Linked DNA regions of Homo sapiens: all the other regions are linked to region 2. Evidence: read pairs that join two places in POLR2A ChIA-PET (ENCODE). Cell type or tissue: MCF 10A. All regions are shown on one strand. Region 1 has its middle 70 kb from the start of ZNF366. Region 2 has its middle 58 kb from the start of PTCD2. Region 3 overlaps ZNF366 (zinc finger protein 366). Region 4 has its middle 19 kb from the start of ZNF366. Region 5 overlaps ZNF366 (zinc finger protein 366). Region 6 overlaps ZNF366 (zinc finger protein 366). Region 7 overlaps TNPO1 (transportin 1).

What was found. Peaks named below come from ENCODE experiments on the same cell type or tissue, not always from the same donor. Only the 100,000 strongest peaks of a DNase experiment are listed, where the experiment ranks them.
Region 1: POLR2A ChIA-PET joins it to region 2 with 10 read pairs; 3 of 35 experiments call an interaction of 5 or more read pairs at or near these places.
Region 3: POLR2A ChIA-PET joins it to region 2 with 16 read pairs; 2 of 35 experiments call an interaction of 5 or more read pairs at or near these places.
Region 4: POLR2A ChIA-PET joins it to region 2 with 10 read pairs; 4 of 35 experiments call an interaction of 5 or more read pairs at or near these places.
Region 5: POLR2A ChIA-PET joins it to region 2 with 18 read pairs; 3 of 35 experiments call an interaction of 5 or more read pairs at or near these places.
Region 6: POLR2A ChIA-PET joins it to region 2 with 14 read pairs; 2 of 35 experiments call an interaction of 5 or more read pairs at or near these places.
Region 7: POLR2A ChIA-PET joins it to region 2 with 19 read pairs; 3 of 35 experiments call an interaction of 5 or more read pairs at or near these places.

What each region holds. Positions count from the first base shown.
Region 1 is chr5:72,435,151-72,439,150 of GRCh38, reverse strand. No RefSeq gene overlaps it. Among named protein-coding and RNA genes, the nearest start is that of ZNF366, 70 kb to the left of the region's middle. RefSeq lists a silencer at 777-866. In MCF 10A, no CTCF peak of the experiment used is centred here; no DNase peak of the experiment used is centred here.
Region 2 is chr5:72,376,385-72,380,384 of GRCh38, reverse strand. It overlaps the pseudogene RPL10AP8. Among named protein-coding and RNA genes, the nearest start is that of PTCD2, 58 kb to the right of the region's middle. In MCF 10A, no CTCF peak of the experiment used is centred here; DNase peaks (open chromatin) are centred at 244, 1,264, 1,584 and 2,234.
Region 3 is chr5:72,450,734-72,454,733 of GRCh38, reverse strand. All of the region lies in intron 3 of ZNF366 (zinc finger protein 366), which reads left to right. Among named protein-coding and RNA genes, the nearest start is that of ZNF366, 55 kb to the left of the region's middle. In MCF 10A, no CTCF peak of the experiment used is centred here; DNase peaks (open chromatin) are centred at 1,963 and 2,403.
Region 4 is chr5:72,524,276-72,528,275 of GRCh38, reverse strand. No RefSeq gene overlaps it. Among named protein-coding and RNA genes, the nearest start is that of ZNF366, 19 kb to the right of the region's middle. RefSeq lists a silencer at 3,960-4,000. In MCF 10A, no CTCF peak of the experiment used is centred here; a DNase peak (open chromatin) is centred at 2,265.
Region 5 is chr5:72,483,583-72,487,582 of GRCh38, reverse strand. All of the region lies in intron 1 of ZNF366 (zinc finger protein 366), which reads left to right. Among named protein-coding and RNA genes, the nearest start is that of ZNF366, 22 kb to the left of the region's middle. In MCF 10A, no CTCF peak of the experiment used is centred here; a DNase peak (open chromatin) is centred at 1,732.
Region 6 is chr5:72,469,246-72,473,245 of GRCh38, reverse strand. The region is part of intron 1 of ZNF366 (zinc finger protein 366); the gene reads left to right. Among named protein-coding and RNA genes, the nearest start is that of ZNF366, 36 kb to the left of the region's middle. In MCF 10A, no CTCF peak of the experiment used is centred here; DNase peaks (open chromatin) are centred at 495 and 2,215.
Region 7 is chr5:72,845,783-72,849,782 of GRCh38, reverse strand. It overlaps TNPO1 (transportin 1), which reads right to left. Exons shown (of 25, transcript NM_002270.4): 2 at 1,285-1,398. Among named protein-coding and RNA genes, the nearest start is that of MIR4804, 31 kb to the left of the region's middle. RefSeq lists enhancers at 595-774, 1,575-1,814 and a silencer at 885-1,224. In MCF 10A, no CTCF peak of the experiment used is centred here; a DNase peak (open chromatin) is centred at 1,672.

The DNA of each region.
Region 1 (4,000 bases), 59 kb before region 2:
CCAACTACTCGGGAGGCTGAGGCAGGAGAATTGCTTGAACCTGGGAGGCAGAGGTTGCAGTGAGCTGAGATCGCGCCACTGCACTCCAGCCTAGCTACAGAGCGAGATTCCGTAAAAAAAAAAAAAAAAAAAAAAAAAAAGAATTAGGTACTGCGATTGTCAACAATGTGGCCAGAAGACTGAGCACTCAGCTTCCTGTCCTCAGCAGAAACCTCACAAAGTTGTGTCAGCATGGGGGACTGTCCATTCTTGGGGAGCTTCCCTTTAAAACAGCAAAACTGCAGCACATATTGAACACTGTGATATACCAAGCACACTGTGCCAGGTGGTTTACATAGTCGCATATGTATGTATATGCCCCAAATTACCTAGTTAGCAAGTTTCTCCTTTGTCTGTAGCAGGCAAAGCATATAGCCTATAGCCTGTTGGGTTCTCTGGAAGCAGATGCTGAGACAAATTTGGATGGAAGCTACTTATTAAGGATGAACACCAGTAAAAAGAGGGAAGAGGAAAGAAAGATTGAGCAGAGGAAGAAAGCAACCTGCAGTGCAGCCCTGACAAAGCCTCAGCCAGCATGGTGGGCAGCTCTGGGGCAAATGTTGCCCATCAGAGTTGTGCCAATTTGAACCGAAATGTCCATTCCTCTACACCCCTGCCTGGCTCAGTCACCAGATGTGGGCTTCCCCAGGAAAGGTGTGACTCTCTGCAACTGAGGCAGACCCCGAAGGAGCTGGCAGGTGGAGGCTGTCTGCCAACTGCACTCTCATAGCTCAGGTGCAAGTGCTTCCTTGAAGAGAGACTAGGTGACTCATCTCTGCCTCACCCCAGTCCACTTATTCATGCATATTCATGAAGCATCTCCTGCAGGTTCCAGTGGGCTTCTCTTCTCGATTGAAAACTTAGAAGAGAAGGTGACCACAAATTTCAGCCCCCACAGCTGCAATGAATCTAGGGACCAAAACTGATACTCATTTTCTCTTTCTCCATTACCCAGTCTAGACTCCCCTCACCATCAGATACCACCTCTGGCAGTCTTGGTGGTTTTCCTAGTGATTTCATCCAGGTTCTCATCTGCAAGAGGTCTGAGCCCTTGTCACCATGCTACTATGGACTGAATATTTGTGTCCCTCCAAAATTCATATCTTGAAACCATAATCCCCAATGTGATGGTGTTTGGAGGTAGGGTCTTTGGGAGGCACTTAGGTTTGGATTTAAGTTATGTATGGGGCCCTCATGATGTGATTAGTGCCCTTAGACGAAGAGGAGGAGACTAGGCCTTCTCTCTCTCTCCCATGTGAGGATGTAGCAAGGCAGCTCTCTGCAAACCAGGAACAGAGCCCTCACCAGACATTGAATCTGCCTGCATCTTGATGTGCACTTCCCAGCCTCCAGAATTGTGAGAAATAGATGTTTGTTGTTTTAGCCACCCAGTCTATGGTGTTTCGTTACAGCAGCTCATATGCTATTTGACATATGCCTTTTGCGGAATAAGGTTGCTGTGCCTGTTCATTTAACATCACAAGTGGGCCAGGAAGTATCAAAATGAGCCTAAGTAGGTCGTTGGGTTCAATACTATACTTCCTGACCCACTGTAACAACAGCCCTACTTCCTCCTGATGATCAGGTCAATTACCTCTGCCAAGATGGTGATTGTCTTCTCCTTGTCTTCTGTACCCTGGAGGCAAGGAATAAAAGTGTCCAGGTGGCAGCTGTGGCTTATAATTTAATGATACTCTTGCTATGTTCCAAGGTGAAAGTGTACCATCTTTGAGAATGGGAGTTTCTAACCCTGCAGAGCCCAGAGTTACATGATAAGAAGTACAACACCACCACCCCCTGCAACCCGCCAATCACCCCAGAGTGTTATTGGGAGTGATGGCAAGCGGGGCCACTCCCACTTCCTCTCCTGGTCCCTGGACCTATGCAGTCTTTCTATTAGGACATAGCAGCACATAAAAGTCTTTGATTCAATTATATACCAGAGGGTGGCACCCCATCCTTCCAGAGTATTGCCTCCAAGAAGCACTGTAGGGAGCTAGCCACTTCTGGGTGGTGCATATTTGATATGATCAGTAGATCCTGTGGCCAGGGCTCATTTCTAACCTCAGTTACTATAAGCTGAAGGCCATGGCTTGATGCGATGTTATATAGGATTCTATGCCAACATAGCAAGCATTCCATAACCCCATCCCTTGCATAGTAGTGCTGGCTAAGTTCCCATGAGCAGAAAAGCAAACATATACCCAGAGTATGTGTCTATGCCTGTAATGAGGAACCACTGGCCCCTCAGGATGAAAGGAGCTCATTAGAGTCAACATCTTACCAAGTGACTGATTGGTTTTCTTGAGCAGTGGTGTCATACTGGAAACCCATCACCAGTCCTCATGGTTGGCATGTTGGATATCCAGCAGTGGTAGTAGCTAGATCAGCCTTTGTAAATGCAGTTCTTGCTGTTGGACCCGTGTGTAATGTCTGCCAATGTGGCTACTTTGTTCACATGTTCTTTGCTCCAGCACTGGGGTGGCTGAAGTCAACTGGTGAGGTCATTTTTGTCTGCCAGGTTATTTAATGTCTACTCCATGGTAGATGCTATCTAATGATGTGTATTAACATGTGATATAAAGATTTTCATACTCTGTGTTCACTCTCATATGTCTATCCACATGCTCTACCCTAGACAGAGAATAATAGTGAATGCCTACTTTAAGTAAAATGGTGAAGAATTGCCTATCTGAGGAAGTGAAATTTAATTTGAGAACTGAAGTATAGAAGAAACAGGCCAGGGAAAGAGAGAAGAGCATTCCAGATAGAGCAGACAGCAGATGCAAAGGTCCTGGGAGATATATATATATATATATATAAAGTATGGCCAGTTTAACAATTCATTATATTAAGCATTCTGGCAAATAATTTTGTTTCTTCTTCTAGGAAACTGGTATCAACCTTGTGTCAAATGAGGGGATAGATAAGGTAAAATCTATTCATCATCTTCCACCTGCACAGACTGTTGTTGTGTCATTTATCATTGCTGAAGGACAGCTTCCCTTCCAACCTGTGGCAAGTCTAGCGAAGAAAACAGTTTCACTTGGAATGGCAGGTTATCCAAGTCAGGACAATATTTAAAATCCTCAGCAGTGGTTTTGCAAGAGTGTATACATACAAGATTGAGTCAATTGCCTCTCTTCACCCCTTAAGACGGTGTGGTAGAGCACAGCAGGAGAGGGTGTGTGCGGCAAGGTGAGGCTAACATGGAAAGCCATTGAGCAAGGAGGTGAAATAATGAGATTCAGTTTTTGAAAGCTCATTCTGACTATAGTGGATAGGGTTGGAAGAAAGCCAGGATGATGCTAGAAGACCATCAAAAGGCAGTTTCCATAATCTCTGAGAGATAATACTGGCCTGGATTAAGGAGGTAGCAAATAATTTAGAAATGAATGGTTCAAAATCTGACGTGGAGGTCCAATGGACTTGTTATACTGAAGGTAAATTGTAATAAGATGCATATTTTTCTAAGTTCAAAATAAAATGCCACTTGATATAAAGTCCATCTCCTCACATAATGACTGAAGGGATCAATTAGATTTTTATGCTGTCATGAAAACCGTGCTCTTCACTTAGTTGGCAGGAGGGAAGATTTACTAAGTAATGTATGTAAAACTAAGTCCATCTGGTTTCTCTCAGTTTTGCCTATGTTACAACTGGTGAAGAAGTAAATAGTCAAGACTGAGGAAGGCAATGAGGCTTCTCAGACACAGATTCTGGGAAGAAATGACAGAATAACAATGCCAAATGAACACTGAGTTAGAAGATCAGAAAACTAATGGAAAGGCTAGAATTTCAAGACCATCATGTGAGGCTGCAGAGTCCTTTTCATCTCCATAGACCTTGAGGACATCTTTGATACAGCCAATGAAGTAATACACCCATGAACATGAACTTGCACAATCAAAGAGTTAACAGTCTTTATTGTTTTTATTCACTGAATGGAGTCCAGATACAT
Region 2 (4,000 bases):
GGGTTTTATTGTAGGAACTGAGATAGTATTGGGGACTGAGGTCACCTGAGAAACTGGTCAGCTCTGGGGACCCAGTACTGTCTCCATCGCTTTCTCACGGCTTCTTCTTCCTCGTGCTTCCGCTCAGATCTCCTCTCTACCGCCTGGCTTATCCTGCTTATTAGAGGTTTCTGAACCTCCCTAACTGTGAGTTACTCATAGGTTTTGCTTGCTATGTCCCTGACTTTCCTTCCCTCAGGGCATCTCTAAGGATATAGGAAAAAAACAAACTCTGTTTCTCTCACTATGCTCTCACAACATACAACGCTTCTGCGACCAAATGTGTGGGTGTATTGTCTCAACACCAAGCAAGCAATAAGTTCTGCAGCAGATACCAGCTGGGTGTCCTCTAAATCAATTCAGTTCTGACACTGTCTACCCGGAGATGGCGTCAGGTCCCACAGGTCGAGGGCTCAGTCCCACAACACTGTCCCCCACTTCCAATGACAATCACAAGCTCCAGGTTGTTTTACCTGTGCTCTGACCAGTCAGCTATAAATCAGGGGTCCCATGGCCCCCTCCTTAGTTTTGATTAATTTGCTAGAGTGGCTTACAGAACTCAGGGAAACACTTAGGTTTACTGGTTTATCCTGAAAGGTGTTACAAAAGATATAGATAAAAGCCAGATGAAAAAGAGGCATAGGGTGAAGTACGTGGGAAGAGGCAAGGAGCTTCCAAGCCCTCCCCAGGCGAGCCGCCCTCCAGGAACCTCCCCCTGTTCAGCTATCTGGAAGTTCCATGAACCCAGTACTTTCGGGTTTTAGGAAAACTTCATTTAGGCATGATTGACTAAATCACTGGCCATTGATGATCAACTTAACCTTCAGCCTCCCCCAAGTTTAGAGAATGGGGCTGAACGTTCCAACTCTATAATCCCCCCTTGGTCTTTTATGGGATCAACCCCCATCCTGAGGCAACCTAGGGCTGCCAGCCACCAGTCATCTCATTTGCATACAAAAGATACTCTTATCACTTTGGAGATTTCAAGGATTTTAGGAGCTGTATGACAGAAAATGAGACAAAGACCAAATATATACTTTATAATATCACAGCATCCTTGCAGTTTCTGTTCTTGTTGCTGTGGGCTCATTCCTTCTGTGTTTCCTAGTTTTAGGAAAGACAGAGAACATGATTGGCTCAGCTCATCTTTTTTGCACTAGGACATAGCTCATAGTTACTGTCCAGCCTATGGGAATGGCTGCCCTTTGGTCAGGTGACTACCCTTGCACCAATCAGATATGGGCAAAGAGGGGTTTCATCACATGGCAAATTACCTGGCAAATTAAACATCTGTTGGTGGGGCAATTTTTTTAGAAGTGGGAGAGGAATTGTAAGCATGTCTAATGCATCTGCTTTTTTTTTTTTTAATTAAGCTTCAAGTGCCGTGGAACTGAATCTGCTAATTGGCATCTTTTGTAAATTTCTTAGGAATTACAAAAAAAAATTGTTATTCAGGAACTCCTTCAACTGTCTAACAGTGAGTCATGGCAATGCTATAATTTCCCGTCCGTGAACTGCTTGGCTATTTTCCAAGTACTCCTATTGGGTTCCACTCCCCTGAGGCTGAAATTTCAGTGTGCCATTGGCAGAGAATGAGCCCTTATGCCCCGGCCTCTGAGCTTTGTCCTGAGAAGGTCTTATGATCTCTATATTCCTGACCTGGCCCATTCCTTTATGACACCTTTAATGAATAGAGGTGAATCTGCAACACTGAACATAAACCTTATGCTCACATGCAAACCTATGCTATGGCCCATATGATAGAAATTAGTTGATTTAGGAGCTTGGGTAGACATGCAGGAAAAAGGAGTTAACCTTTACTGAGCACCTACCATGAACCTGATGTGTATAGAGAATTTGGTGTATAGATGAGGAACCTGATGTTCAGAGAAGGTGAGACACCTGCCCAACAACACACAGCAAGCAGGTAGTAGAGCTAGAATTTAACCCAGATCTCTCTAATTCCAAATCACACTCTTTGCATCATATGTTGAAGTTGGTGGTTGAGAAGGGGTTAGAGGGAGATATTCCAGATGAAGAAAATGGAGACCATTACAGGTAAATATGTGGAGGTGGGTAAACAGAAAGTGGTGTGGGCACTGGAGTGACAGATTTCTGTTGGAATAGAGGGAGATTAAATGTCAGAGGCAGCCAGATTCTTGCACAATATAAAGGCCAGGCCAGGGCGTAACTGACATTTTTGGAGGCCTTGGGGAGTCACTGAAGGCAAGGCAAGGCATGACGTCTCCAAGGCAGCTGTTCAGATTAGAAGGATTAGCCTGGAGACAGGTGTCAGATGGATTGGGATAGGAAGAGACTCGAGGTGATTTAGGCACGCATAACTGTGGAGGGCCCCTGTAATCTCAGGGAATGTTTCACAGCTGGCTTCATTTTATTAAGCAAGGACCCTTTTTAGTCCCTCTCCCTCCTCATCTCTGTAATAGTCACGAGCTTAAAATTGCCTGTCCTCCACAGAAACTAAGTTTGCTGTACAGCATCACGTTTGATGAAGAGAAATTCTGTCAATTTTTTTGTAATAATTTCTATCTGAAGCCTCCGAATGCTGTGTTTTTGATTTTTAAAAACAGAACTACTCCAAAGGGTAGCGAGTACTGGGAAGCCGAGGCTGTGGTCTAAATTTCCCCTGAAAGTCTTAACCACGGGTGAGATTTTGTATGTGTATCAATCATACCATTTCCATCCTCATTCTCTGTTCCTGTCACTCCAAGTGTGAGAAGAGATAGATGATTAAGATAAAGTCCAGTTCCTAGGACTTTACCTTCTATTTCTCCTTTTTCTTTTCCAAAGTAAAATCACCATGAAATTACAAGACGTTGCAGGCAATTTGGCTAAGGTACTTGTGGATTTGCTTTGGGAAGAGTAAAAATCAGCAAATGCTTTCTTCCCCGCATTTTGCAGCTATTGAGGGTATTTATATAATTTGGGCATGGCTAACATAAAGAGTATTGGTGCTGAAACATATCTTTCCTTTACCAGAGATTAAGTATCAAGTTTGGCGATGAATTAGTTTGTCAGTTTTATTGGTGAAAAAACTGAAGTGGAGTTTAACCCCTGGACTCTGCGGGGCTCAGTAATCATGTAGGTGGAAATCCAGTGGATAAAAATGGCAGCAGGATCGTGGCACACCTGTAGTCCCGCCTACTTGGGAGGCTGAGGAGGAAGAATTGTTTGAGTCCAGGAGTTCGAGACCAGCCTGGGCAACGTAGCAAGACCCCCACCTCTACAAAAAATGTTAAAAAAAATCAGCCGGACATGGTGGCAGGTGCCTATAGTCCCAGCTACACAGGCAGCTGAGGCGGGCAGATCTCTTGAGCCCAGGAGTTTGAGTACAGCCTGGGCAACAGAGTACTTCTCTCTAACAAGAAAGAAAAATGGCAACAGGTTGATCTGTGTTTTCCTTTTGCCCTAGGCTAAATTTGGAGCCCCTCTTCCTTGACACACTTGAGGTAATAAAATTCACAGCTTTGACAAAACCACTGGAAGAGGTCCTTCAAGCAAAAGTTAAACTTGTGGTCTCCCCACCCAAGGAAACAGCAATACAACCAAAGCAGAAGCCTTAATTGGCTGCCCTCAATGTGGAGGGTATTGTGCTAGGAGAGAACTTAAATAACTTTTCCTTAAGAGTGTAGTGTCAGATAAATTGTTTACTATAATAGGAACAGTCTTCACTGAAGCAGAGGTGAGTTATTCTATTTAATAATTCCAAGAGCACACTCTTTACCCAGTGCTTTCTCTGCTGAGTCTGAAAAATCAACTCACTGCATTCTTTAGTGCTTAAAGCACAGGTCATTAGACTCACTACACCCAGGGACTCAATGAAATGGCTACCATTTTCAGGGGACTGTGAAGATGTCAAGATGTGAAAGCAACCTCTGGCTACCAAATCAAGGGGCTTTGCTGTGAGGCCTGGGTCAGGCCAGATGCTGGGTGATTCTCAAAC
Region 3 (4,000 bases), 74 kb before region 2:
GTCTCTTTGCCATTCTTCATTCCTTGTGTTGAGTTTACTCTTGGGCTTCAAGCATTAACTGAATTTTTAATCTTATCAACTGATAGTGGTGGAGTCAAGTTGCTAAAATATGAAGAGAGCCATTAACATAGTTTATAATCCCCTGAAAATTCACATCTGTCAAGTTCAGCCATCTCCTACCTCCACCTCATCAATTCTGGTCCAGTAGCAGTGGTAAAACCAGGCAGAAAACGTTCCTGAAATATAGGGTTAGGTCAGGGGGCAAAGCCAGTGTAGGTTGTGTGTGGTTTGAGGGTACAAAGGCATTTCTGCTTCTCTACCCTCAGGGGCTTGGAGGACTTCTTGGACCAGGTAGTATCTGAGGATCTAGAGGGTTCTCTCTAGTATTAGTGCACAAGAAACTGCAAGGTGCTATGGAACCTGGGCCTTTGATGCAATGAGCAATCCCAGCTTGATGTTCAGGGCCTCCTTTCATGAACGATGGCTCCTTCCTGCTCCACTCCAATGATGGTGCATGTACATGGTCCAAAAGATGTTGGATGCTCAGCTTTACAGTTCAGAAACTATTTTACCCATTTCTTGAGGTTAGATGAGGCTCCATGTCTGGTCCACACCATCACAACCCATAAGAGAGTGGTTTATAAAGTAGAATGCCAGCTTTGAAACAATGCACAGCTTATATTTTACAATGGGAGAGATGGGCCTGGCACAGGAATTGGACTGGTCATTTGCAAAGGTTGCTTCTTCCTGTTGGTAAGTCCTCTCAGGAGACCTCACTAGAGGTCAGGAGGCTCCCTAGAGAGTGTCATCTATCATCAGACAAAAAGAATTGGATGTGAAAGGGCGTTCTTGTGAAGCAATGGAGAAGGTGGGCCTTCTCCATTCTTAGCCATTTGTGAAACAAGAATGAGTGTCAGCCACCTTGACTCACAGCCCTCTGTCTCTGAGACAGTGCTCAAAGCATACAGTCAGGGTCTTCCTCTCCCTGTCCCCATCTCCCATCAGTGTCACCCTGCTGGGTGCCCTCTTTGTACCATTGCCCTTCTTCATTTCAACAGACTTGCAGAGCATGTCTGGGTTTACAGATTATGTCACAAGGCTCTTTGCATTTGTAAACTAGCTCCAGGTCACATGGTGGCGTGAGCCATCTCAAGATGCTGTCCTGTGGTTCTTGCTTCCCAACTATGCTGTGCTAGATTCTTGGAAATTTGGCCTTGGTTGAAGGTTGTTGGGGATTTGGGAGTTGACAGAGGGATGGAGGGCCATTTGCCCATTGCAATGCAGTTCACAGCCATCTGAGAGACATGGCTGGCTGGCTGCTCCGTGGTGTTGGAGTACAAGCCAGGCAACTGAACTTGTGTTTTGTTGCCATAACAGGGAAGAGCCATCCACTTCATGTCTTGTGATTGACGTGGCTGGGCAGAAGAGGCAGTCTTCGTTCTCTCTCCTTTACCCAAAAACTCACAACAAGGAAGAGGCTTTTAGTAACAGAGTCTAATTTTGGGGGATTCTCACCATTAAAATTCCTTCTTAACATGCATCCTTCCTCCTGTCTCAATATGAACTGATCTTCTCCAGCCCAGTGCTCAGTGGAAACAGCTGTCCCTAGCACGCAGAAATGTTCACTCACTGTGGGATTAGGCATTAACAATAGGATGGAAAATTAGAGGAGAGGAAAGGTTTCCATTCCATGTTTCTTTTCTTTTTTTCCTTATAAAAAAGTTACTGCCCTTCTCGGCTCTTTTGCTGTTGGCTGGACTTTTGGACTCGTGCTTCTTGGAGCCAGCTGGAGTTTTTCCAGAGATCTGCGCCTGTAGACTTAAGCCACTTTTCAGAAATATGCTTCCCAGATTCTGGGTAAGCACACAGGGGTTGATTTGGAGCCTATCCTTGTAGTGGCCAAACTCCATAACAGCAAAGAACCAGCTGCCGTCTTCGGGAAACCTGTCCAGGAAAAACAGCCATCCAGAATTTCCGGGACAAATTCTCTTTTGAGATGGGTGAAGCCGGCAGCTGCCTAAGTTATGAATCACCAGGTCATCTGAAACCTTGTCTGTAGCAGAAGGCTGAAGGCCAGAGGGCAGAGCTGTCAGAATAGGGATGAGATCTCCCTGCAGAGGGGTTCCACCACTGTTGTCAAACTGGCTCCATTTTCCCCTCACTTTCTTTGACGCTCCAGGAAGGAAGAAACCAGATGGGGGGCTTTGAGGGGCCCAGTGTTTGGGGTCAGAGTTTTCAGGCTGGCATGGAGGGGGTTAAGGCAGTGACCAGATAGCAGCCTTTTGGCAGCAAAGCCCTCCTCAGCAGAAGGAAGGATATAGCCGTATGAACTGCCTGCTTAACAATGCCTCACATGTCCCCAGGGGACCGCCTGCAAATAGATTTCATCTTGCTTTCTCTTGTACTTTTCAAAGCTTCCTGTTTTCTCACGGTCCTTTTGGACAGTTTACAGTCTCTCTCTCCCTCCCTCCCTCTCTCTCCCTTTGAGGAAAGGAACACCCTTCTTATTAAAAGAGAGAGAGGGAGAAGAATGTGCGGGAAGGGCAGTTTCACGGAGGCCATTCTCCTCAGCTGCAGGCCACAGCTCTCTGACCTCTTCTCTCTGAATAGGAAAACACAGGCTTCCTGGTGCATCTCATTTTTAAAGCTCACACCAGGCTGGCTGGGGCGAGGCGGTGTGCTGCTTCTGGCCCCAGCCCAGTGGCTGCCCACTGCTATCACCCTGTCTCTGGCCACAGCCGACTTCTCCATGGCTGTCAGCATGGCCACTGGGGTTCATGGCAAGTGCCTGAGGTGCCTCCAGGCTCTGGACCAGGGAGGAGAAGGGTGCCAGGAGGCCGGGACGAGGAGGCCCGGAGCACACAGGCATCCGTCAGCTGTTCAAAGGGCAGACTAAGGATGGGGGAGCCAAATAACTCGGCCCTCTCCCAGCCCTGAACCTTGGATGAAGCCTCTTTTTCCATCCTCATTTCCTAGACCTGGGGCAGGCACAACCGCTTGCATTTCTACTACACTCCAAGTAGCCTGGTGGGTATATTTACTAAGCAGATTCCTCATTTGGCTCTTCCTTTAATATTCCCCTCATCTTCAAAGAGCTTTCCATTTCTGGAATGTAAAAGAATCTACTATATACACCATAATGATAGTAAAAAGAGCTAATATTTATTGAGCTCTTACTATTTGCCAAGTCCTTCTTGTGAATTATCTCACTTGATCCTCACAACAACCTTCATAGGAAACAATGACTATTATCAACATTATACAGAAGAGAAAATGGAGCAAGCTCTCTGTCCTTCTGTGTCTACACCTCCTCTCACTACTCTGACATCTCAAAGCCTAATAACCCATGCAACCCACGTTTAAAGGGCACTTTAAAATATTTTTTTCCATTTTTTATTAAATTTTGAAGTCTACCTCCATCTTAAAAAGCGGGTGGATGGAGAAGCTGAGATTTCATGTCAAGACACACTGACGGTGTTCCTTGGAGTGACCGAGAGGTCAAGCGGGGGCACGCTGGTGGAGATGCGCACCTGCGCAATGAGATCAGAGTCCTCACCACTCCAGCGGCTTCCTGAACCAACATCCACTCCTATTTTCATCTCCACAGACCTTGGCAGAGATGATTCAGCAGGTCCTGCTTGGGCACACTCTTAGCTTCACATCACATGATTTAAGGAGACCTTGACTTCAATGGCTGCTTTTCTCTGGAGAAGAACCTAGAGATTTGGTGGTCCTTCCTATCCATTCCTCCTCCCTCTCGTCTAACTCCCATCCCCTAGTGTGACAATTCTGCTTGGGGCTCACATCTCAGGCTCCACCCAAGAGCACTGTGATTCACTGGCCCCATCCTCTTTCTCTGGCCTCTCTTTACTAACAGTGTGTGAGAGGTTTCTCTCTTGAGTTTCACAGACATAAAATATCTCCATACACTTGGGTGTTTTCAGATGAGGACAATCTTCTGTGAAAGATGAGAAGGCCAAGTGTTCTGGATAAGAACCTA
Region 4 (4,000 bases), 150 kb before region 2:
AAACATATAACGCATGGTGATAGAAATGGAATATAACATATTTTTAAAATACATGTCTTAGAGAAAAAGGGAACATCTCTTTTAAAAATAAAAAAATAGCAAGTGTTTGGAAAGTTGAAGTTATGGGGCTCATAGGGAGTAGGTGCTGTCAAAGTTCCTTTGGAAATGAGGGTCAAGAGAACTCTATTTATTATGAGAGACCAAGTTCCTTGAATTAAGCAGGGGGCTGGACAGCACCTCCATCCAGGGAACTGGGACTGAAATTTTTCTGCTTGACCACATAGCTATGGCTAGAAACATTCTACTTGTGTAGAGAGGAGCCCATGTAATAAAGAGAACCAGGCTAGCACAGGGCACAGGTGTAATGCATTACCTGCTTGAGCTGAATGATTGGAACTTTCATGTAAGACTATCCTGGAAGTGTGAGGTCTAGAAGGCCAGGCTAAGGCAACCATGGGAAGGAACAGGCATTCAGGAAAGTTTCATGCAAGATGAAATCTCAAATAAAATCTACAAAGCACACACAAAAAATTATTGCAACACGAATCCATTATGAGATTCGACGAGTGAGAATTCATACCCAAAGAAACTGGAATGACATATAAATTTCAAATAACTTTAAACTTAACATGCTTAGAATTCTTAAAGAGATTAAGGATGTATTAATAGCATTCTTTCGATATTAAATGGGAGGTTATATGGCAAGAACAAGAAGATATAAAATAAGCTTGTTGAAAATTAAATTTTATTCCCTGAATTAGGAAAAAACACACTCAAAAAGTAAACCTTAATACTTAGCATAAACAAGAGACTGGGCAGACTTGAAGGCAGAATAAAAGAATTGGAAGATTGCGCTGAGAGGGGTCATACAGAACTTAGCCTAGACCTAGCCTAGAAAGAGGAGATAGAATAAAAGAGTTCAGGTAAAAGAAAAATAGACAGAGAAACACAGACCACACATCCAATGGGAGTTCCAGAAGGAATGAATAATAAAAATTGGGCAGAAAAACTACCTAAAAATATAATAACAGAGAAAAAATTTAATTGAAAAAATATAAAAATCCTCAGACTGAAAAATCATCCTGAATGCTTAGGAGGACAAAAATAAATAAAAATAAAATTCACATTTAGATAGAGTGGTCTAAAATTAAAATGGATATTAAACAATTAAAAAGTTGTCTTGATTTTATGAAATTATTTTGAGGCTCAAATGAACAATGGGTGGGAAGGTGCCCTGTGGAGAAGAGCAGGTAATGCTACGATGTGCTGGGGTTAGAGTTGATAATCAGTCATATCTCCCCCCAACTCTGAGTTTGGAACCAGCTGAGAAATAGCCACAAAAGATAGAGAATGAAGATACAAATATCAGCTTTATTATGGATAAGTCTAGATTGGAGAACACTATCCACCTTCAAGCAAGATGATTCTGATACATAATAATACTTGGGGGCTGGCCGCAGCAGCTCACGCCTGCAATCTCAGCATTTTGGGAGGCCGAGGTGCGAGGATCACTTGAGGTTAGCAGTTTGAGAGCAGCCTGGCCAATATGGTGAAACCCTGTCTCTATTAAAAATACAAAAATTAGCCAGGCGTGGTGGTGGGCCCCCACTTGGGAGGCTGATGCAGGAGAATTGCTTGAACCTAGAAGGCAGAGGCTGCAGTGAGCCAAGATCGCACCACTGCACTCCAGCCTGAACAACAGCATGAGACCCTGTCTCAAAAAACAAAAAACAAACAAAAAACAAAAAAGACGAATCACTTGCTGCATTCCTTTTCTTTCTTTTTCTTTTTCGAGACAGGGCCTTGCTCTGTCACTCAGGCTGGAGTGCAGTGGTGTGATCTCGGCTCATTGCAACCTCTTCCTCCCAGGTTCGAACAATTCTCCTGCCTCAGCCTCCCCAGTAGCTGGGATTACACCTGCCACCACACCTGGCTAATTTTTAAATTTTTTTGTAGAGAAGGGGTCTCACTATGTTGCCCAGGCTGGTCTCAAACTCCTGGACTCAAGCAATCCTTCTGTGTTGGCTTCCCAAAGTGCTGGGATTACAAGTGTAAACCACCATGCATGTCCACTGTACTCATTTTCTACTGCTGTGTAATAAATATTTTAAATTTACCAGCTCAAAACAACACAGATTTATGATGTCACCATTCCTGCAAGTCAGGAATCTAGACATTGCTTAACTGGATCCTCTGCTTGGGGCCTCACAAGATTGTCTGCAAAGAATTGACCAGGTCTCCTTCCTTCCTGGAGCTCAGAGTCCTCTTCTAACCCTAGGGGGATGTTGAGCAAGAGTTAGTTCCTTGTGGTTACAGGACTGAGGCTGGAAGTTTCCTAGAGACTTCCCACAATTCCCTGCTTTGTGACTCTCAACATATGCAGTTGATGTGATGGCAACTTGCTTCTTCAAGGCCAGCAGGAAAGTCTTGCTTCTTCAGTCTGCTAAAACTTCTATCACAACATAATTATGGGGTGACAGCCCGACATCTTTGTTGTATAATCTAATCTAAGCAAGGGAGTGATCGCCTATCACTTTTGCCATATTCTGTTGAGTAGAAGCAAGTCACAGATTCATCCACACATACAGGGAGTGGATTACAAAGGGCTTGAACAGCAGACAGCAGGAATTACCGGCAGTCACCCTAAGGTCTGTCCACCACGCTCACTGTCCTAATCTATAAAATGGGAATATTTCACAAATGGGAATATTTGTTATGTGTATCAAACAAAATAATAATATGAGAAAGGGCTTGACACAAAGAAAATGCTCAGTAATGTGAAATACCCTTTTCTGGCCCAAGAAGAGGGTCAGTGACGATCAGACCACAGGGTAGTAATTTAAATTTTTAGTCAATGCCTCAGTGCTGATGCAGATTGTCTAAGGGCTGTATTTTTAAAAACACAGAGAGGATATGTCATCTGCCCAAGGTCCTATAATGATAGAGCACAGACAACCTGGAGTCTTTGTCTGACTTCACAGTCAGCACATCACAGTGCCCAGCCGCTCCTGTCCAATGACCTGAGGCCTCTCAGTTCCCCTGTAGCCCTACAATTCATGTCACTCTGAAGGTCCACCCAAGAGCTCTGCTTTTTAAACTAAGTCTGGAGTCTCCAGATTTCTTTATGTACCCCTTCCTCAAATTTGAGCATACATCCCCAAAATGTGTATCTGTGTTTGTTTATAAATTATACATATAAGCTATCATATTAGTTTATTATGAAACATACCCAAAAGAACTTTTCAAAAGATAGAAAACATGTAATAAACCATACGTTAAAGTTTTCTGCCAATTGCAATGGCTCTTCTTCATGAGCTGGTATTAGTTGGGGTTTCCATTAATTGATGGGTTAAATCTATACTTCAAATAAACTTCTTGGTGGAGTTCAATACACTTTGGCCTCTGTGTAGGCTTCTTTGTGGATCTGATTCAATTATCATTATTTTTACTTTGTAATATGATTGAAGGAGTAGGAAAAATGTCTGCTTTGCCATTTTCTTATTCTTTGCAGAATTATTAACTGCATTATTATTAATTGCACTATTATTTGATTTAACTTATTATTCTATTTAACTTGTAATTCTATTTAGTTTGTAATTTAGAGGGCAGGAGTCTTTTAAAAAATTGTTAGTTGACAACATACAAACTGTATTGTGTCACAATACACTAAACACCAGTGAAAGAACGGTAGTATAACAGTCAACCTCTTCACGGTGTGAATTCCCACTTTTCCTTCAGGATAACTCAAGTTCTGTTTGTGACCCATGACCAGCTTATATATGGACCAAGTGAGAGTACCAGTGCCATTATGTATACTAAATGTTGATCAATCTAGATTGCTTATGGGGGAGGATGAATATAAATAACTTTGGAAGTTCTGCAAACCTGTCTTTAGAGACCAGTGAATAAGATTTTTCAGTTGCGAATCCAAGTTAATCAATATTGGAGATTCTGGCATCAATATGAATAGTCATTTTAAAAAAGTATTTATCACACCTTT
Region 5 (4,000 bases), 110 kb before region 2:
AAGCCAAAGAGGGTAAAGGAAAAGAGGAGGAGGGAGAGAGGAGGGGAGAAGGACTGTGAAATGATATCAGAAGACTAGGAAGAACCCCAAATATGGCCTTAAAAGGCATATGGAAATGACTTGGAATCAAATTACTGAAAACATAGTTGTTAGGGAACCACATTTTTTATTCATTATATTTTTCTGATTCATTAAAAAAGACAAAGTACTTTGTTTAGAGCAAAGCAGGTTTTAGCCTGAGGCAAATTGTTTAACCTTGCTGGGGTCCAATCCATAAAGCACGAGCTCAAGCACTGCTCAGCCTAATGAGGTGTAAAGTTGCAAAACTCTTTGAAGACAGAGAGCTCAATTTCAGTATTATGCATTATTGAATAAAATGCCAGTTTAGGAAGGAAACTCTCCGGTAGCATTATATATGCCTAAACTGGTAGCCAACTGGAAGAGCTGGTTGTCAAAGCTTCATGACAGAAAGAACCTAATTGTTGATCACTTAAAATGGAAAATAAGAATCAGGGCGTAGTGGCTCATGCCTGTAATCCCAGCACTTTGGGAGGCCAAGGCGGGTGGATCACAAGATCAGGAGTTCAAGATCAGTCTGGCCAACATGGTGAAACCCCGTCTCTACTAAAATACAAAAAGCAGCCAGGCGTGGTGGCAGGCGCCTGTAATCCCAGCTACTCAAGAGGCTGAGGCAGGAAAATCGCTTGAACCCGGGATGCAGAGGTTGCAGTGAGCCCAGATCAGAGGCCATTGCACTCCAGCCTAGGTGACAGAGTGACTCCATCTAAAAAAAAAAAGAAAAGGAAAATAAAAGAACAAAGATATAAGCCAGGCAGTAACAAATGGCATGCACCATTACAGCATTGGCTTGGTTCAGAGACAGATTCCTGAGCTAAAGAAGGCCTCATTTACTGGAATGGAAAAATGTAAGGCCAGGAAATTGCTCAGAGGTCTCCTGTCCTTTCCTGTACACATGGGATGCACTATGTGTTGGCTACTGTTTTGGATCAGAATCTCACTTTTAGAAATAGCCCAAGTCTGTCCTTGGGAAGGGAGAGAATGTTGTGGTATATTTGTGTGTGGTGGTGTAGGGCAGGGGAGGTACACAGGATGTTGGGAGGAGCCAGTTAGACCCTCCCTGAATCCAAACTGTTTCCTTGGGCCTCACAGTCATCAGAACTGAGCTGTAAGATTGGGCAGCCAATCTGAGTGCAAGGAGCCTCCAAGTCTCCTGAACTAGCACCAAGGTAGAGCTGAGTTGGTCCCACTGACAGCACAGGCCAATTCTGCATGTTCAAGCCCAATGGCTGGTCTCAAGTCTGCCTATTTTTCAGGTGCATAGGCTAAGCTTTAGTCTCACAGTCAACAGATGTTTACCAGGCAACAACCTCTCACGAAACATTATTTTAGGCAGCAGGAATATATAAGGAAACAAAAGACAAATATTCCTGTGTACACAGAGTTGCATTCTAGTGGAGGAAAATGAACAATGACTAAAGTAAGGTGCACAGTGTGTTAGAAGATATGGAGAAAAATTAAGTCAGGAAGGAGAGAGAATACGGAGTGCTTGATAGCCAGAGTTCGGGTGGCCTCACTTCAGACACAGTATTGTGTAAAAACTTGAAGGAAGCAAAAGAGGCACGTGGGTATCTTGGGGAAGAGCTGTCCAGGCAGAAAGAACAGCAAGTGAAAGGCCCTGGGGTAGGAGAATGCCTGGTGTGTGCCAGGAACAACCAGAGGCTGGAGAGTGGGAGTGGAAGAAGCAAGTGAGCAGGTGGTAGGGCATGAGATCATAGGAGTAACAGGGAGAAACTTCATGTAGAGACTTGTAGGCCACGGCGCGGACTGTGGCTTTTACTCTGAAATAGATGGAAAATCACTAGAGAGTTTTGAGCAGGGGAATAACAAGATCTGATTTACATTTTAATAGAACCTGCCTGACTATTGTGTTGAGCAGACAGGAGCCCAAGGGAGAAGACAGGAGAAGAGTCAGGAGGCTGTTACAATGATCCTGGAAGGAACCTCTGGCGGCCTGACCAGGATAGAGGCAGTGGAAGTGGTGAGAAGTGCTTGGATTCTAGACAGACATTGAAAATGGAGCCCGTAGGATTTGCTAATTCATATACCAGGTTACTCAGATGGCCTGTCCAAGAACACATTAGTGAACTGGGAAGAGGTAATAAAGAAGGAAGGGACACAGCTAGAGCAGGCAGGATTCCAGTTGTTCTTCCTTTGTTCCTTTCTTTAACTGAGGGTCTGTTATGGGGCAGGCACAATAGTGACTGTGAACTAACAGGATCCCTGACCTCATGGAGCAAACAGTATGGAGAGAGTCAGACATTAAGTGAATAATCACACAAATCCATGTAAAATGACCACTCTAACATGTGCTGAGTGTCAATGTTGAAAAATATTTTTTCCGCATTTAATCAAGAGAATACAATAATTACTAAACATTTTTTAATGTTTTTTTACTAAATTTTTGAAATCCAGTGTGCATTTTACATGTACAGCGTACCTCTATCCAGGTCAACTGAATTTGATGTGCTCAAAAGCCACACGTGGCTAATGATGAGTACTGAATTATACAGCACAGCTCTAAACCATCAAGCCACACACATTTTAAAGTCATGAACAAAGCACTGGAAATATAGGTCCTTCTATGGTAATTTAAAAAGCAGGTAAGACTTAAATAGAGCCTCTTGCATTTTAAAATTGAATACTTTGTCATTAATTAGCTGTGTGCATTTGGGGACATCAGCTTACTATCCTGTGCCTCAGTCTACAATAAGGAAGTGTGATGGGGCTGGGTAATGGGTACTTACCCTTTCAGTCTTAATGATCATTGACTCTGGATAAGGAAGTCCAAATAGTTTTTCCTTCTCTTGTCATCGCTCCTGAAGAGATCTTTCCTTTCAACCTTAACACCTCTATGATATCTGAAAGGTGGAATTTGACTAGTTCAATAGTGAACTGACAAAACTCCAAAATGGCCTTCATTCCAAAGCAAAAGAGTTGAATTTTTCTAGAGAAATTTGAATACTGACTATTTAAATGATTAATGAAATTATTATTATTATTATTATTTTTTTTTTTTTTGAGACGGAGTCTCGCTCTGTCGCCCAGGCTGGAGTGCAGTGGCGGGATCTCGGCTCACTGCAAGCTCCGCCTCCCGGGTTCACGCCATTCTCCTGCCTCAGCCTCCCGAGTAGCTGGGACTACAGGCGCCCGCCACTACGCCCGGCTAATTTTTTGTATTTTTAGTAGAGACGGGGTTTCACCGTTTTAGCCGGGATGGTCTCGATCTCCTGACCTCGTGATCCGCCCGCCTCGGCCTCCCAAAGTGCTGGGATTACAGGCGTGAGCCACCGCGCCCGGCGATTAATGAAATTATTGAGTTTTAGGTATAATATACTATTGTGGCTAAGTTTTAAGAAAAATTACCCATGTTTAAGAGATACATTCTGAAATATTTATAGATGAAATAATATGATGTCATGGATCTGTTTCAAAAGCATCCCAGTCGGAAGGTGGGGAAAGTGAGTGAGGTATAGATGAAATGAGATTGGTCATGAATTGAAACTAAGTATAAGGACAGATATTATTCTGTCTACTTTCATAGTTTGAACTTTTCCTTAATAAAAAGTTTTTTTTTTAAGTAGATCTTCAGACTTTCTTAGATTTTAAACTTTCCCCTTAAATACTGTGTATCCCTCATGGTACAGATGAAAAAACCTGCTTGAGGGCCAGGAGCACATGATTCTTACTTAATACTCCAGTGGGATGAAGCCCCAGGCCCATCATTCCCATCACAGTTTAAATATCTCTGGCAGTTTTAGTAGTAACACAACTTTGTTCTCTCATCCTTCCCCTTGGTACAGTTTAGGATCAATATCTAGAAGTGAAAGGCTGTCTCCCCTGTGATTCAAGGAGAGCCCCCAAACTCTGCCAGAGCCACACAGGTGTCCAGGGAGCATGGCGATATATCACTGGTTTGTAC
Region 6 (4,000 bases), 93 kb before region 2:
ATTGTTGCCTCATTGTTCCAATATGGCTGCTCCTCCTCCAGCCTCATATCCACATTCCAGGCAGTTTTATCTACTATTTATTGTAAAAGAACAGAACAAAATTCTCTTAAGACTAGCAAATTATAGCAATTTGAAAATCCATCACTTACAAATGTTAAGTACTGGTGATTGTATAAGATAGTGACAACGCAGAAAGGTTTAGGAAATGGTCCCTGGCTTCAAGGAGATCCCAGTGTTGTGGGAGGTTAGATTATGCAATACCCCATGAGGAAGCTCCCTCGAGGGTGTGGGCATAGTCTGTGGGAGTTGAGAGGAAGGGGGACTGATTCTGTCTGAGGGCTGGGGCATGATTTGCACTTTGATATTGTGTGGTTCTACAGTGGTACAAATAGGACTGGACTTTTCATTTACCCTGAAAGCAGCTTTTAAGCAACTCAACTACATTAGGGCCCCGGGGAAGGACTTTACATTGCCAAAATCTACAGGGCTCACCCTTGACACGCCAGAGTGCCCTCTCAGCACTGGGGAAGAAGCCAGGGAGAAACTCGGAGGGCTGGAATGGAGAAACTGGATTAATCATATTTGCAGTGTGTAATTCTGTAATTACTATGAATCTTTCTAACCGATTCTTCTTTATTTCAAGGTTAACTGCAGTTCATTTTTGGACTTATACTTACTGGCTTTCTTAATGCAGTTAATTGAAGGTCAGCCTAATTTTGCAAGTCCCCAAATTCTTCCTCTGTTCTACAGAACCCACTGGTAGGGAAGGCTGTGGCACTGGTTGGGAAAGGGGAAACTTTTTCTCTCATCCTTCACATCCAAAGATAGTCCTTCATCCTTTTCATGTTGTTTTAACTGACATTTTAATGATTAAATAAAAACACACAAAAAAAGAACATTTTGAAAGAAAATAGTTTCTGATGTTAGTCAAGGAAATGTAGTTCTGCTTTTTGTTCTCTCATGTTCAGTAAATCAACCAACCAGTTCAATATTCCTCTAGTAGCTCCTAAAATGTTTTGCACGACATCTGGTTGTCAGTTTCTTTCACTAGATGGTGAGTTCCTTGAACCTAGTTTTTGGTTTATAAGACATTGTCCTCCTGGCACCCAGCATAGTGCAGACACAGAAGAGACACTTGAAGCAGTTTGCTGAGTGAATACCTGCAGGGCAGTTCCTCACAGTCTGAGTTTTTACTGTGGCTTGTATTTATTTTCCTGATGATACAAGCCTAGGTCATAAAACTGTATGCCCAAAGAAAAAGCCTGGGTGAAGTCTGACAGGAGCATCCAAAGACCTTAGGCAGAGGCTAAGACTGGAGGATCACTTGAGGCCAGGAGTTCAAGACCAGCCTGGGCAACAAAGTGAGACCCCGTCTCTTAAAAAAAAATTTTTTTTAAGACCTTGGGCAGAAAAATCAAGGAGTCTATTAAAATGCCTCAAGAGAATTTTTCAGAGCTCAAAAGGAAGGGAATCCCAAGTCTAATTTTGTCTGAGTGTTTGCTGTTTGAAAGCCAATATGAATTTTTACATTTTTAATGCAAGTGTTTGAATAGCTAAGTCATCTACAGTGTATAGAAGTATAAGTTGCAAAAGTATACCATTAAAAGTTTCCTTTCCACCCAGGCACTGAACAGCTGCAGAGGCACCCACCCATAGACTATGATGGGAACGGCCCCTCCATAAATTGGTAACTCAGCTGCTTCACTCCCAAACCTTCCTCCTCCAGCCATACAGTCCTTTTCCCCAGAGACAGCAGATAATACCAGATTCTTCTATTTCCTTCTAGAGCTAGGCTATCTGTACATGTACACAAGGAGATAAGTGCATGTATTTTATCAGTATGTATATTTTATAAGAATGATTTTAGTGAGCAGAATCAATAGAAAAAAATCAATATGAAGCAGACGAATGAGAAGACTTGGAACAATAAAAATGTAAAGTGGGGAGAAAAGGTATCCAGATGCAGAGTGATCATTCATCAGAAGGCAGAAATATAGCAAGAAGTCTACTACATAAAATAAAAAGAAACAGTGAACAGTGGGGTCACAGACCCATCTGCCCATGAGGATGGGCTTTTCCACAAAGCGAATGAGCATTTGCATGGAGAGTCACGGGGAATCTGCAGCTATTGAGTCAGTGAGGGAAATCATGGTGGCCTGCTCCCCCAGGACACACTGTATTTGCAGGAATGTGGGTGTGTTTTACTCTGTGGTTGCATACTCACTGAGAGACTCATTGGCATTTGCCCACTGTCACCTTGGGCATTTTCAGAACCTTCCCACATTCCTTTATGTTATTTCAGTGAAACAGGACATTCTATCTTTCATATCAAAGGAACATGCCACTCATTGGCCAAGGAGCCTGAGCCAGGATGAAGCAGGGGCCATCCATTCTGAGGAGCACTACCCCAGTCCCTGCTATGCCATGGCTAAAGCACCTTCCTCATGGGAGATGTTCTTGGCAGTTAATTTACGCGAGGTTGGCTTGGGATAAACTGGGACAGGACAAGTCAACCAGTTAGTCCTGTCTTCCGGAAATGGAAAAATTTTGCTTGGGATCAGGGAGCAAGAGAAACCTAGGACACGGTTATTTGTCAAGTAAATTTCCAAGTAATGATTGGATTTGAACCATGTATGAGGCACCAGGCAAGTTTCTGACTTTCTAACCAAACTATGTTAGAAATATAGGACATCCACCCACACAGAAAGGTGACTGGCAGCACAGGACCCTGCCAATGAGTGGAACATCCAACAATTGTGATAGGCTTCAGAGAAGTGAGGGGTTCACTTCTGGCTCTTTTGGAAAGAAAGGTTTCACCTAGAAGTCTCCATAAAGACTCCACTGGGGAAGGTTCTCTCCTCCTCCTGCCCTGCAGAATCTTGCAGCAATATGGCGGATACAGCCAATGAAATGTCAAAGAAAGAAGGCAGTTGGCTGCTCAGGTAGGCTGCATGGGAGAGCAGCATCTGGTGGGGCCATGGCAACTTAGGATTTGGCCTGCAAGTGTGGAGATTATTATAATAAACAACTTCCATGTTGTCAGAGAACTCAGTTCATCAAGCTTAGGGGATATGATGCCCAAGAATGACCTATCAATACCAATCTTTGGATTTACAAGAGGTAGAAGTATATTTTCTAATGGCCAGAATGATCTTGTCCACTGATAGCAGACTACTTCATTATTATTATTATTTATTTTTTAAGTCGGGGTCTTGCTGTGTTGCCCAGGTTAGAATGCAGTGGCATGATCAGGGCTCACTGCAGCCTTGAAATCCCGAGCTCAAGCAATCTTCCCACCTCAGCGTCCTGAGTAGCTGGGAAGGCAGGCCCATACCACCATACCTGGCTAAGTTTTTTGTTGTTGTTATTGTTGCTGTTGTTGTTTGCAGAGACAGTGATCTCAAACTCCTGGCCTCAAGCAATCCTCTGGCCTCAGCCTCCCTAGTTGCTGGGATTACAGGCGTGAGCCACTGTGCCAGGCTCCAGATGATTTTGCATTTCAAGGAATGTTAGGGCAATTATAGAAGATTGTTCACTGAACATGCAATCAAGGCAAAAGACTACCTTGAAGGATAACTTAATGCATCATCCCTGCCCCCACAATATTCTTGCTGAATAGACTATACACACACAAAAATGCTGGTATCTACGATATTTAAAATCTCCCCTTTGGAAAGAGCAGGAATTAAGATCATTAAATTCTCATAACCCTGTTCCCCTCTGTATATATCATATGAATATCATTGGACACATTCCACAAATATGAATTGATTATTGGGTGGGGTCTGGTCACCTTGGCTATTGCTAGATGTTTTCTAAATATCCTCATATACACTTTTAATATCGACGTGCAGAATAGCATTTTTTGTATATTTCTTTTATATTTTTTAACATTTTTAATTTAAATTCAGTAAAATTCATTCCTTCGGTTCTTTAAATTTTGACAAATTACAGAGTTGTGTAATTACCACCACAAGCAAAATACAAAATATTTCTATCA
Region 7 (4,000 bases), 470 kb before region 2:
CATAGCACTGTTTACAAGATACAAACGGCAATACATTCCAAAAGTGTTCTTTCCTCAGTACTAGAAGTATCCAAACAAAATGGCTTTAAAAAATCCAAGCAGATCTAAATCATTATCCCTTCCACTTTTAAATGGGAAGTACTACATTAACCAAGAAGGTAAGTACTAATTTTGTCATCTATTGAAGGTTTTAAATTACGGCAATGCAGTATTTCTGCGAAACCCTCGGGGTAAATAACTTCATCTTTACAGATGTTTTAAATGTAAATAAACTCAAACACGAAGAGCTTACTTACCAAACTCCATATTAAGTAATTTTGCTGCTTTTTGACAATAAAAATCAAGAGGCTTTTCTGCAAAAAATAGTAGACTTAACTAACTTCTTTAGGCTTAAAACGGGGGTTAAAAGGTTATTCATGATATAGAGTGAATGTTTCCTTTACTGCATCCAGTAAGAGCTCTCCATTTGAGCACGGTTTAGGGCACTACAGAAAGCATACGTGGTAGAGTTTTGGTTCTCTTAACCTTTCCTGTCTCTAAAACCGTAGCAACAGGATCACTACACCAGCACACTCGGTAAAGACCTACATAATTGTGCAGTCAGCCTTGAGCCAAAGCTTTAAAAAGAAAATCTCACTTGGGTGACAAGGAGTTCGCAACAGGTGTTAACACCAGTAACCCCAGGGTGAGGCACAGAGACCCCTTTCCCCCACCTGTAGGTCCCCAGCCTTTTTAGGGCAAGGACGTGGAAAAACCCCCAAGACCCACACAGCTGCAGTTCAAACCCCGCGCCAGCTCCACCCATTTCTGGCCAGTCAGGCGGCGAGCTCCGCCGCGCACAGAGCGCCCTCCACCCGGCCTCCCGCTCGGCCTGCCACCCCCACCCACGGGGCGCATTGTGTGGGCCCGGGCCGCTCCCGCCCGCCCGCTCCCTACCCCCGCGGCAGGTCAGCGGCGGGCGGGGACGTGGCGGCCCGGCCCGCGCACATGTCGCGATCCCGGGCGGCGGCCGGGGGCCCCCGCCTCCTGCGCGCCGGAAGCCGGTGGCCTTGGCGGCGTGAGCCCCACGCGGCGGCGCCCCCGGCCCAGGCACCAGGGCCGCGTGCGCGAGTCGCCCGGCAGGGGCAGCGGCGGCTTCCCCCGCGCCCGGACCCAGGGAGGAGGCCGGTCTCGGAGGATGGGGGAGGGGCAGAGGCGGAGGCGACGGGAGCCCCCGGCCGCCGGGGGCTGGGCCGCAGCGCGGGGCGAGCTGCGCGGGTGGCGGCCAGGCCTCGGAAAGGATACTTGTTGCACGGTTCTCTGGATGGTGGTGTCTGGGGACTGGGACTCCTTCAACAGCTGCAGGATTTGCTGAAGCCCTTGCTCGTCAGGTTTCCACTCATACTCCATCTTGGTTTGCTGCAAATAAAGCCAGACACAGGAAGAGACGGAGCAACTGTTACTCCCGGTGCACAGGCCCAGAGGCTTCCCGCGCGCAGCTGACCCGTTCTCCCCGCCACCACAACCCCAGCGCTCCCCAAACGCCGCGGACCTGCCTGAGGTGCCCCGAAGGAAGTCACGGACAGTGAAACCCGGCGGAACTGCTCCTGGCAGCCCGGCCGCCAGCGTCTGCTGCTGCTGCCGCCGCGGCCGCCGAGCGCAAGGAGCCGACCAGACTGAGTCACCGCGAATTTGCAATCTGGCCCCAAGATCCGCTCACGGGAGCCCCCTGGGTCCTAGTGCCACGCAGTTTTCTCCAACCCAACCCATCTCTAATTCCGTCCAGATTACTACTGACTTAAGGGCTAATAAAAAGTCAAGTCCTTATCAAAACCCCTGCGAAACACCTGAAGAGATCTGTTTTGGGTATATTATTTTACATACACATGGTGAATTAACGAAAAATGATTGAAATAGGGTAAAAAGGTTGTTAATTTCCCTGACAGTTCAGCAATAATTAGAAGCAATAAAAATGTTTACATTTCAATTTGATATATAAGGCACTAAAAAGTCTAAAATATTGATGCAGTCGCAACCCAGACCTCGAAAACCATTATATGCAACATTTGCAGAACTTGACTTAAAAAAAATTGCATTTCTGCATAAACTTCAACTTTTGAACTCCTATTAAGGGAAATAAATTCCATTATGAAATAACTACATTCCAAAAGTAAGGACTTTGGGTCGAAGGAAACACAATAAAAATGATGTAATTTTACAACTGGGTAGTGTTTAATTCCATTAAAGTATTTTCACATACTACATTTTCTCATTTGATTTTCATTACAACCTAGTGAGGTATTATTTGCCTCCATGTGGCAACTAAAGCTAAAAAAGATCTGAGCAAACAACCACACTTAATCAGTGAAGACTGAGACACGAATATAGGTTTTTAAAGCTACTATGAGTTGCATCTGCTACAGTCAACTGAAGCTATTAATGACATTTTTCACTAAAACTAAATGCTTAAACAAAAACAACAAAATGTAAGTATCAAGCATGACTTATTTGTAAAAACCAAACAGTTTGATAAAGGAGAGGATTTTTAACATGAAAAGTCCCTTGCTAGTAGGGGCTTAAAAAAACTACTACCTTTCCACCTCTCTAGTTAGCTTTTTCTTTCTTTTTAAAAATGCCTTTTCCTCTCTCTTTCACTCTTATTTTTCTGCTTAATAGCCTGTAATCTGACTTTGCTCACCAAGTTCTAATGACTTCGTAAATGGCCCAATCTAATAAACTGTTCTTAAACAAAAAAAAACTCAAAACAAAATCACCACCATCTGGACATAAAATGTATTAATACTGTAGTGCTTTTATTCTAGTCTTCATTCTATGTGTTTTTATGCACATTATATTTTATAATAATGGGATTGTCCTGTTTCTTGCCTGACTTCGTATATCATTAAATATTTATTGAAAATATTTCAATAAAAAGTGAATAGTATTCCATTGTACCACTGTCATTTTTATACACTTTTATTTGATACAATATAGACACAACATTGTACAAATGATAAGCATATGATCCATAGATGGATTTTTACAAAGTGAACCCATCTGTGTAACCAACACCCAGCTCAAGATAGAGATCGCTGAGTATGAAGAGGTTTCTTTTGTGTCCAATCCCAGCCATCAACCCTTCCTAAAGTAATCCCCAGTATAATTTCTATCACTATAGATTTCTCCCCTTCCCTCTCTTAACTTCAGAAACTTTTAAAAAACTACAAATATTATAATAAATCAAACAACATGGTTGTATAAGACAAGTTAATTCAATCCTATCTCCAGGCTCCCTAGAGAACCCGTTTTAACAGTTTTATGTGAATCTTTCTACATTCTAATCTCACATATATTTTTCCTCTTTTTTTAAGATCATCCTCCATACTACACTAATACTAACTCTACAACGTTTTTTACACATTAATATGACATGGCCATAATTCCGGGCCAATACATACCAATTTAACTCACCTTTTAATAGATGCACATTGGTCTTGAGAATGGATAGAGCATAATTTGTTCAACCATCTCCTGATTGGCTTCCAGATTGCTTCTACTTTTTTGCCACTACCAACAACACAGCAAAAAAATTCTTGTACCAATGTCCCTACATAATAGTGGCAACCTGGTGGGGTTATTAGGCCAAAAAGTATGTGAATTTAAAAACTTTAAACAGTTATTACCAAATTACTTTCCAAAAAGTTACGCAATTCACACACGCCAACAATATGAATGTTTCCTTTATCTCCACCAGCACATTCTTTTAATTTTCATGAAGCTAAACAATGCCAATTTAATTTCCCCTGATACCAGTGGGGATGGGGAACTTAAAGTCTGAGCCTTAGTAATATTAGAGTTGGAGCTGCTACCAGGCATACCCTACCTGCTGAGGTGACATTCAGATAGCCCACTCAACCCCCTAGCTGCCCTTTTAAACAAGAAACTAAAGCAAGGGACCAATAGCAGTCAAGTCTGAAAGGCATCTTCATTATCACATCCATCCTGAGGATGGCTGTACCAT